2 separate regions of the Homo sapiens genome follow, and region 2 is linked to region 1. A link is a contact called in ENCODE Hi-C or POLR2A ChIA-PET data. All regions are on one chromosome and are shown on one strand. The core of a region is the stretch at or near the end of the contact, and the rest is flanking DNA. Distances in the headings are between cores, read along the strand shown.

Region 1 (4,241 bases), core at 1,185-3,684:
GAAACCCCATCTCTACTAAAAATACAAAAATTAGCCAGGCATGGTGGCGCATGCCTGTAATCCCAGCTATTCAGGAAGTTGGGGCAAGAGAATCGCTTGAACCGAGGAGGTGGAGGCTGCAGTGAGCCAAGATCGAGCCACTGCACCACTCCAGCCTGAGCGACAGAGCAAGACCTTGTCTCAAAAAAAAAAAAAAAAAAAAGCGCAGGAAGGAAACACACCAACTGCATGGCAGGCAGAAGGCTCCTTGGGGGGCACGGGAAGGGAAAGGAGGGATGGGGAGCCAGGCCTTTGGTTGTAAGTGTAATCATTTATTTCTTTTAAAAAAAGGACCTGAAGCAAAATGGCAAAATGTCCACATCTATTCTATATAGGTACAGGGGACATAGAGGACTGTTATATTTTCTTCCTTTTTTTTTTTTTTTTTTTTTTTGAGATGGAGTCTTGCTCTGTTGTCCAGGCTGGAGCGCAGTGGTGCGATCCTGGCTCACTGCAACTTCCACCTCCCGGGTTCAAGCAATTCTCCTGCCTCAGCTTCCTGGGTAGCTGGGATTACAGGTGCAAGCCACTACACCTGGCTAATTTTTTTGTATTTTTGATAGAGATGGGGTTTCACTCTGTTGGCCAGGCTGGTCTCGAACTCCTGATAGGTGATCCACCCTCCTTGGCCTCCCAAAGTGCTGGGATTACAGGCGTGACCCAACGCGCCTGACCTGAAATAAATATTATTTAATTAAAAAACTAAAAGCATTACACTAGAAGAAACAGACCAAAGAGAAATCTAAAGAGATCAGTTGGACAGAGGAAGGTGGTGGGAGGAGGGCCTCTCTTCCATTGGCCGGTGGGAGGCAGCAAATGTCAGATGGTGGATGGGGGTTTTAGAGGTGGGGGTTAGCATGAGAGGTAGGGCACGGCGATAGGGGGGGTGCTGTCCATGCAGAGGGAATAACCAGTGCAAAGGTCTTGGGGTAGGAGGCAGGAAGGTGCCTGGTGAGTTAGAAGAACAGCGGGTAGGCTGGATGGGGGGTGTGAGCCAGGGGGAGATGAGGAGCTGAAGTCAGAGAGCTGACAGGGGCCTTGGGTGCCAAGGTGAGGACTTTGCTTTTACCTGGAGTGAGGTACAGCTGGGGCAGGGCTCTGAGCCAGGAGGGTAGTTAACTGACTCAGGTGGTCCCAGGCTCTCTCTGGCTGCAGGTGAGAACAGACAGTAGGGGCAGGGATGGGAGCAGGGAGATCAGGCAGGAGAGGATGGAGGCTGGGCCAGGGCGTGGGCAGCGGAGGAAGAAGAGTTTAGAATGGAGCGATTGATTTTATACGTGGAGCCCACAGTTTGTGACGGATTGGATGTGGTGTGAAGGAAAAGAGAGGGTCAGAAAAGACTCTGAAGTTCTGGGCCTGCCATTCATCAAAATGGAGAAGTCAGGTGGGCTTCTTTTGCAGGAGGAGGGGAAGGGTTGATGGAGAGGGTTGGGAAGGGAGTTTTTTCAAAAGAGGCGGGGACAGCGTACCCTGGAGAGCGCTGGGGAGCCACAGCCCCGGAGCTGTGAGGTGGGACTCGCATTTCTGTGTGGTTGGGCCAGGAGTCCAGGACACCACCTGACTCTGACCTCTTGCAGACGGGGCGGGGGAGGGGGGACGCAGGTTATGGCGTCAGAGCAGGATCGAATCCAACTCTGCCGCCTACCTACCAGGTGACCCCAACAAGTCACTTCCCATCTTAGAGGCCGGGCTTCTCCTTCCGTAAAAGGACTGATTTTGCCCGTTCCTGCGCTGTCCCCGGGAAAAGCCCTTACCACCGAGTTAGTGGGACTCCCAGCACTGGGGTGATGAGCGCAAGGTCTCAGCACAGATAAGAGCCAGGGAGGCTGGATTCTGACTTGGTACTTGGCCTGGCTGACCAAAACTGGGAAGTCCCTAGAAACGGAGGCACCGGACCTCCTGGGACCAGGAACCCGGGCTCAGAGACTGGGAGAGGGAAGGAGGAGGCGGCCAACCGGCCCCACCCCTTCCCGCCAGCTTCAGGCCCCCTCCCCCATACATACACCTCGGTTTCCCAGCATCTCCAGTCCTCCCCCACCTTCGCCCCGGCTCTCAGGTTCCTCCCTGGGAGGTCCAGGAGCTTCTGGCCAGGGGCATAGTAGTTGCTAGGGACCCTTTTCTAGGTACTAGGGGAGGGGGCTCCCCAACCTGCGGGCAGGCAGCTGCCTCCACGATGTTTGGTTTTAATAAAGTCTCTTTGTTTCCTTCTCTGTCTCTCTGCCCCTCTGCTTTCCCTTCTCTGTCCAGTCCCTCTCTCCCCGGCTTCTCCCTCCTTCTAGGCCTCTGCGGCCCCTCCCCGCCTTCCCTCCCGGGCTGGGGGCGGCGCCGTGACGCGGCGGGGCGGGGGAAGGAAGGGGGTGTCGCTGACGCCGCGGCGGCCTCCGGCGGCTCCGGCCTTTTGTGCGGGCGGTTGGGTCGGGTGGGGGCGGCGGCCGCGGAAGGCCAGGCCGGTGCCCTGCGGGGACGCCCAGCGCAGCCCAGCCCCGCGCAGCCCAGCCCTGCCCTGCCCTGCCCTGCCCTGCGCCCGGGGCGCGCCCACCGCGCCGCATCCATGTTCGAGTAAGGACCGGGCGACTAGAGCTCAGGGACCGGGCGCGCGGGGGAGGCCACCGGAGGGAGGGGGCGCCGCGGGCTTGGGGAGGGGGCGGAGCGGCCGCTGCAGAGGTCGGGGGCCTCTGCACATGGCTCTGGCCGGGGCGATCGGGGTGGGGGCGGGGCAGGGGGCCCCCGGGCGAGGGGTGCAGCTGGGGAGTGGGGCGCGGACGCAGGGCAGGGCCCGGGGTCTGGGTCGCCACTGCCGGCCCGCGACGCACTGGGTTGCGGGGTTTGGCTGGGGGCCCGCGGGTTCATCTGGCGGGGAGGGCCCTCAGGCCTGGCAACCCCCTGCCTGGTAAGCCAGGGGTGAGCGCGAGGCCGAACTGGGGCTCCGGCCTGGGATGGAGACAGGATCGGGACCAGCCCAGGCCCACAGGCCGCGGAGCCCTGGGCGCGCCGGGAGTAGGCAGCCCCCTCCTGCCTGGGCCCCCTCCCACCGTCCTTGGCTGTTGCGGGTCTCGGGGCTGCCGGGGGTGGGGGCTTCCTGCGTCTCTCCAGGACCGCGTGCTTGAGGTCATGGAGGGCGGGGGGTCCTGTGTGCTCGGAATTGACTTCTTACTCCCCTTCCGGTCCAGGTGGGCGCATGTGCTTCCGACTGTGAATTGTCTTGCAAGTGTGTGTACGTGTGTCTGGGGCTGCTAGCCTGCAGCAGCTTTGGGCCTCTGATAGAGTTCCTGCGTGTAACTTAACCACTAATTCTGACCGCGGCTCTGTGTGTCACTGTAAGTTACCTGTGTGTGTCTGGGGCTCCAAATCTGTGGCTGTGAGCAGCTGGTTGTGTGCGTGTTGTGTCTCATTCCATCTGTAGCTCCCTGTGCAAATATAAATTACCCCTGTGTGTCTGAGTGTGACGTTGGAGTGTTTGTACATGTGTCTGGAGTTACCGTGTGTAGCAGCTCTGATCCTTCTTGGGCTGTGTGTGTTTTACCATTAATTCTATCTGTAGCTCCAAGCGTTGCTGTAAGTTACCAGTGTGCGTCCCATTGTGACTTAGTGGTGTGTGTACAAGTGTGCCTGGGGCTCTGGGTTCTACCATGACCCTCTGTGCCTGCATATGCCTGTAATTTAGCTCTGAAACGCTCTTCTTTTTTTTTTTTTCTTTTGAAATAGAGTCTGGCTCTGTCGCCCAGGCTAGAGTGCAGTGGCACGATCTCGGCCCACTGCAACCTCCTCCTGCTGGGTTCAAGCAATTCTCCTGCCTCAGCCTCCTGAGTAGCTGGGATTACAGGCGTGTGCCACCACGCCTGGCTAAGTTTTGTATTTTTAGTAGAGATGGGGTTTCACCATGTTGGCCAGGCTGATCTCGAACTCCTGACCTCAGGTGATCCACCCACCTCGGCCTCCCAAAGTGCTGGGATTACAGGCTTAAGCCATCGCGCCTGGCTTGAAACTCTCATTTAGCTCTGTGTGCCAATGTAAGTTACATTTGTGACATTGTTGTGTGTCTGGGGCTCTGTGAGTGTGGCTGTAACTTAATTTGATTCCATCTTTGTGTGAACATTCCCTTGTGTATTCCTTTGTGACAGTATTGAGTGGTGCCTAGGCCTCTCTGTGTACAGCTGAGACCCTCTGTGGTTTTGTGTGTGTGTGAACAGTGTGAGACCCCT
Region 2 (6,545 bases), core at 1,575-4,074, 6.9 Mb after region 1:
TAATATTGTGTTCCTTGATTGTAGCAAAGGTACCACTCTGGTGTGGAATGTTGATAGAAAGGGAGGCCATCCCTGTGTGTCAGCATGGGGACTATGGGAATTCTGTACTTATACACTAAATTTACAGGCATGAGCCTGTAATCCCAGCACTCTGGGAGACCAAGGCGGGTGGATCACAAGGTCAGGAGATCAAGACCATCCTGGCTAACACGATGAAACCCCGTCTCTACTAAAAATACAAAAAATTACCCAGGCGTGGTGGCGGGAAACTGTAGTACCAGCTACTCGACAGGCTGAGGTAGGAGAATGGTGTGAACCCGGGAGGTGGAGCTTGCATGAGCAGAGATCACACCACTGCACTCCAGCCTGGGCGACAGAGCGAGACTCCGTCTCAAAAAAAAAAAAAGTTTATTGCAAAAGCTTGAGTATCTTCAGTTGTGGCTTCAAATCCGGGCTCAGGCTTTAACCTTATGTGACCCTGGACAAATGACTTGACTCTAAGGCTCAGTTGACTGGTCTATAACCACCTCACAGAGTTGTCAATTATGAACCTGTAAAAACTAACATGTACAAAAATTAACACCAGGGACACAGTGCTGAGAAACTGTGTTCTCTAAAATCACAGACTGCCAGAATTTTTAAAAATCTTTAAAATCATAACAATAGTGAAAATGGGACATCTCATTCTTACCTGGAAAGTCTAAGTCACTTTGACACAGAGAAGCAGTCATGATCTCAGAGAAGCGGTTTTTAGAGACAACATTGTACATTTATCTAAACTTTCTAATGTCCAAGGAAGCAGAATCCTGGGTCTGCTCCTCGCCCAGGCATGATGTTAGCTCCGTTGCATAAATACATGCCTGCTTTGCCTTATGTCCATCAAAACTCTGCTTTATATAAATTTTACCTAAGCTTCACTCTTCCCAAAATCCTATATTCACCCTGTCTCTTCCTTTGGTCAGGCACTCCAGAGTTCCTCTGGAGAGCTTTAAAAAAAAAAATTAAATTCAATGAAATGACTTAAATGAATTAAGTGTAAATGATTCAGAACTGGTATTAGAAATTATTAAAAGTGGGGGCCAGGCACGGTGGCTCACACCTGTAATCCCAGCATTTTGGGAGGCCAACGCAGGTGGATCACCTGAGGTCAGGAGTTCGAGACCAGCCTGGCCAACGTGGTGAAAACCCGTCTCTATAAAAATACAAAAATTAGCCAGGTGTGGTGGCAGGCACCTGTAATCCCAGCTACCTGGGAGCCTGAGGCCGGAGAATCGCTTGAACCCGGGAGGTGGAGGTTGCAGTGAACCAAGATCACATCATTGCACTCCCGCCTGGGCGACAAAGCGAGACTCCAACTCAAAAAAAATTAAATAATAATTACTTAAATTATAAAAAGTGAATATAAATTACCCAAGTACCTGGAGATTTCCAGTTAGACATGCATATATTACCCACTTTGAATACATATGGAAATATGTATGTGTTGGTTCTGGAAAAACAATTGAGATAATGAAAATATTTTCTCAAGTTTTAGAAACAGTATGAGATAGGTTTCAACAACATTCTACATGAATGTAAAACCTTGATTTAAATATATGATCTTATGCTAGAAGCATGGTTGGTTTTAATTTTTCTAACAGATACGAGTCTTGGCTTATTAATAATTAACACATTTTGCAGCCACAGTATCAGTGTGGGGTAAAATTCTAATATTTGCTCTTATGTTTTAAATTCTCAGTCTTTCCAACATAAGAAAATAGCTACACACATTTCAGTGTTTCCTTTTTGCAACAAGTTAACATAATTTTATTGGACCACGTTATTTAGTTGTTGGGCCTTGTAAGGATTAAATGAGATCATGCATGTAACACTACAGTAACAGCCACATGATAAATGTCCAAATAATATTTACCTGTGCCTGGCACAGAGCAGGCACTCAAAAAATATTTTTTAGAGCATGTGACGCGCCATGAACCAGAGGAGCCACTTTAAATGGACAAACGGGGATCTCATTTTTTTTTTTTTTTTTTAATGGTGAGACAAGCCCTGAGAAGGCAAATGGACTGCCTAAAGCTACACAGGTCAGCGGGGCAGGTAAATCTAAATTGGCAAAGTAAGGGCTGAGCGAACAGACTCCGACACTAGAAGGCAGAGCTGAACTAACTTCTGCTAAGGTCCCGCCTCTGCCGCTTTGTCCCGCCCTTATCTTCTCCCCTCCTCCAGCGCCTCATTCCCTTTTCGCTCGCCCCGGCCGTGCTGAAGCAACTTCCGCCCTGAGAAGGGTGGGGCTTCCGTCTCCCGCTCTCGCGACTCCTGGCGGTGAAGGACGGAAGATGATAGCCACATTTCTTCCTCGCCCTTCCCCTAGGTTCCCTGTCACAGTTCCGCCCTTACTACTCCCACTTCCGGCCAGGGAACAGCCACTTCCACCCGGAAAAGGGGTTGTTCCGCCGTGGGGCGCCAGCTGTGGCCCACCCATCCTGCCCCGTACTTTCGCCATCATAGTATTCTCCACCACTGTTCCTTCCAGCCACGAACGACGCAAACGAAGCCAAGTTCCCCCAGCTCCGAACAGGAGCTCTCTATCCTCTCTCTATTACACTCCGGGAGAAGGAAACGCGGGAGGAAACCCAGGCCTCCACGCGCGACCCCTTGGCCCTCCCCTTTACCTCTCCACCCCTCACTAGACACCCTCCCCTCTAGGCGGGGACGAACTTTCGCCCTGAGAGAGGCGGAGCCTCAGCGTCTACCCTCGCTCTCGCGAGCTTTCGGAACTCTCGCGAGACCCTACGCCCGACTTGTGCGCCCGGGAAACCCCGTCGTTCCCTTTCCCCTGGCTGGCAGCGCGGAGGCCGCACGGTAAGCGGGGGCTCCGAGCTGGACCGGGCGCGAGGCGGCAGGGCCGGACGCCGAAGCCTCAGAGCGCGTGCCTGAGGGCCCCGAGGCGCCCGGCGCGGGCCCGTCCCGCCCCCTAGAGCCGCGGCCACGTGCGAGCGGCAGGCCCGGACATGCCCGGTCAGCGCCGTCCGGGAACCGAGCGTGGGCCCCGGGGGGCAGCGGCGGGGTGCGTGGGGCGTCCGGAGTCCCGGGGCTGGGGAGTGGGGTCGCGCAGGATCCTCACACGCAGGGGCCGGGCTCTGTTAGTGCGATCCAGAGAGGCCGTGGGCGTCGGTGAGCTCCTTCAGACCCGCAGGAGCCGGAGCCCGGCGTTGAAGGGGCCGTGGGAAGTAACGGGGGGTACCACGGTTTAGGATGCGCTGGAGCGAAAGGATTGGGGTGGGGTCCGTGCTCTTGGCAGTCGTCTCTGCCAGGCCTGTGTTCACATGCTTGACTTTCTCCCTCAGATGCCTGGAGTTACTGTAAAAGACGTGAACCAGCAGGAGTTCGTCAGAGCTCTGGCAGCCTTCCTCAAAAAGTGAGTTTGGGGACTGAGGTTCAAAACGGGTGGAGGCTGTCGCCTTGGCCTGCCCATCTGAGCCCCAGTGTTTGCCGGTCCCTGGCAGGCGAGGCTTGTTTGGGGCCTCCGTGGCTCCTTTCAGCGTGAGGCCTGGCTTGTGTTCCGGTTCCAGCCTCTCTTTGTACTCTGGGCACAGCATAGTTGTGTTGAGGGGAGGGCATTTGGGATATGGGGTAGTTTGTGGAGATGACTGAATCGTGCTTTTCCCACTGTTTTGGTCTTAGGTCCGGGAAGCTGAAAGTCCCCGAATGGGTGGATACCGTCAAGCTGGCCAAGCACAAAGAGCTTGCTCCCTACGATGAGAACTGGTTCTACACGCGAGCTGGTGAGGAACTTAGGTCTTTGGCTGGAGAGTGGGGAGCTGGGTGACCCCTGGCACAAACCATACTTCCCTGTCTCCTCTGAGCTCTTTCCCGCCCCAAGAGGGAGAGAAACCCTTGGTTGTGTCACCACTTGCTTTGTGTGATGTGACATTCGATAACTTGGTACTCCAAGTTTTTATGACATTCTAAGAGCTTTGTGAGAGGAGGACCTGTGGCTTTGAGCCTCAGGGGAAACCAGAGACAGATGAATGTTCATATTTTGCTTACAGGTGGTTTAATCCTTTCTATATACACGGAGGCAGACTCCCTGGGTTTGGATCCATCTTTTACATCTGGCTGTGTGTCCTCTGGCAAGTTGGTTAACCTGCCTGTGCACTCTCTCATCCCCAAAATGGGACTAATTATTGTACCAGTACTAGAGTATTGCAAGGATTGAATGAATTTAAAGCAGAGTGTTTAGAACGTGTCTGTTGCACAGTAGTTATTCAGGAAAAAGCCAGTTGTCTTTACTATTGCTCAGATCATCAAGTTAGCCTTCTCCATATCTCTAACAGGCTGTTTCTAACTAAATGGTTGGAGATCTGGCCAGGTCAGTCCCTGCTTTAAATCTTGACTTCTGATCTTATGGACACCCTGCAACCTCGTGCCAGCCCCGTCTCTTTTCAATCTTCCAATAATAATTTATGTACAGTCCCTGACTAGTGTTAGTTCTCACGTGTCTTAATATTTCAGTACTCACTAAATCTTCACTTTCAGGAAGATGTAACAGGGTGGGCGGTGGCAGTGCCGTGTTATGTCAAGGTGACAGCCTTAGCACCGACCTTCACTAAGGGGCCTCGGCCTCTCCAATCTTAAACCTTCTCTCTCTGTGAAGTGGGGACTCCATCCTGACCACAACTTGTCTCCAGATAAGAAGTAGGTGGGAAGCAGGGTTTGGAAATCGGCAAAACTCCTCCATGACCCGGAAAAGAGTTGGCCTTGGTACAGGTTGCTTGGCCCTTCAGAATATGAAGCATTTTGTAGATTTGTGGTACACTTGTGCCTCAAATGTCTATTGGGGCCCACTCTTTCAGGCCATGGAGTGAGCACAGAGGACCAGCATAACTCAGCCGCGGCCTCTGAGGACTGAAAGATGAACTTGCTGAGGTGGGTCGGGTTGCTGGCATACCACCTACCCACCGTTTGTTTTAGACAGAAAATGGGGCGGATGAAGAGAAGCTGACTTCCCTGGGCGCACAGCAGTGACAAGCCCTGGAAGTTACATATCTCCTCCACCTGTCCCCCCATCTTGCTTTGGCAGTGCCTCAAGGGTCAGTTGGTCAGAGCAGCTTTGGATCTGGGATTAGCCTTTCTCATTTGCTGGGGTGAAGACACGTTCTGCACATACCAAATACCTCCAAAGTAGGACTGTATGTGTCTTGTACATTTTTTTTTTTTTTTTTAACATGGGGAGGGATTAACAAGAGATGGCATTAAGACCTTGGATAATAAACCTAGTTGCATCTGCTGGTCATGGTAGAGCTGCTGTGGTCCCTTGCAGCCCACAGTGGCCCTGCCTGGAAACCTCAAGCAGGATGTGCATCTTCTGCCTGCCTACTGATCTCCATCACTTGGAGTACCCCAAAGGCCTCTTTTTCACCTCACTTGCCCAGCTGTCCTAGCGGCATAGGATGGTTGTGTGGTAGACCAGAGGCCTGTTGTGTATATTTTTGTTGGGTTATAGCCACCCCTGTGTATCTACATGCACAAGGGCAGAGTTGTAGTTGTGGCAGAAGCTGTAGCCTACAAAGCCTGAAATATTTCCTACCTGACCCTTTATTATTTATTTTCAGGGACAGGGTCTAGGCCTGTCACCCAGGTTGGAGTGCAGTGGCACAATTATAGCTCACTGCAGCTTCTTGGGCTCAAGTGATCCTCCTGCCCCACCCTCCTAAGTAGCTGGGACTACAGGTGCCTATCAGTCACCATGCCTAGCTAATTTTTTTTATTTGTAGAGATGGAGTCTCACTATGTTGAACTCCCAAGCTCAAGCGGTCCTCCCGCCTCAGCCTTCCAAAGCACTGGGATTACAGGCAAAGTTGACCAGCCTCTATTCTAGAGTTTAACATGTTCCACCCAGTTTGGCAGTCAGCTTATACTGATCATGGGAGTGATCTTGTTTTACCAAAGAGGAAGCTGTGGTGCAGACGGGCGAAGGGACTTGCTGCAAGTTACCCTGGGAGGGCTTGGCAGGGTGGCTCTGTCCAAAACTAGGTTCCCTGCTATATTCCCTTTTTTCTACTCATAAGAGTCTGGCCTATTTTGCCTCCTCAGATTTGAGGCTAAAGTGTGCTAAAGCAGCGCCCTTGCTGAGCAGGGCCAAATTGTGGAGACCTATAGGAATGAGTGTGAGGTAGACAGGTCTTAATCCTGGGGTTTGGGGGTAAAGAGGCCCATGGTAGAAGATGGGGCCCTCTTGAGGGTGGTCTGGAAATGGAGCAGAGCTGTAGGAGTAAGCAGTCCCAAGGCAGTGGTGTAGGAGGCAGGGCAAGGTAGAGGAAGAACCCGCAAAGACTTGCTCTCACTGGACGTTCAAGGGATGGCCGCCATGGGTCTTTATGAAGGGGGTGGTGCAGTGTAGCCCCGGACAGGCTTTTTTTTTTTTTTTTTTTTTTAAACAGAGTTGCACTGTCACCAGGCTGGAGTACACTGGTGCCGTCTCGGCTAACTGCAACCTCTGCCTGCCGGGTTCAAGCAATTCTCCTACCTCAGCCTCCCAAGTACCT

The links. A loop is a pair of places that touch in the nucleus more often than their neighbours do. ChIA-PET counts read pairs that join two places held with the same protein, here RNA polymerase II (POLR2A). Pooled maps may share reads with other maps.
Region 2: a pooled map shows a loop between it and region 1 (3-fold over the local background). The contact joins the promoter of RPS19 here to the promoter of GRAMD1A in region 1. A Hi-C loop is called at or near these places in 1 of 168 maps with a recorded cell type or tissue (transverse colon) and 1 of 50 pooled maps. POLR2A ChIA-PET finds 5 or more read pairs at or near these places in 1 of 52 experiments (CD4-positive, alpha-beta T cell).

The regions. Positions count from the first base shown.
Region 1 is chr19:34,997,889-35,002,129 of GRCh38, forward strand. GRAMD1A (GRAM domain containing 1A) reads left to right here and starts at 2,435. Exons shown (of 20, transcript NM_020895.5): 1 at 2,435-2,598. The coding sequence starts at 2,591. RefSeq lists an enhancer at 1-495 and silencers at 2,270-2,649, 2,920-3,049.
Region 2 is chr19:41,857,431-41,863,975 of GRCh38, forward strand. RPS19 (ribosomal protein S19) reads left to right here and starts at 2,825. Exons shown (of 6, transcript NM_001022.4): 1 at 2,825-2,859; 2 at 3,345-3,415; 3 at 3,682-3,782. The coding sequence starts at 3,345. RefSeq lists an enhancer at 2,528-3,283 and silencers at 2,837-2,966, 3,027-3,146.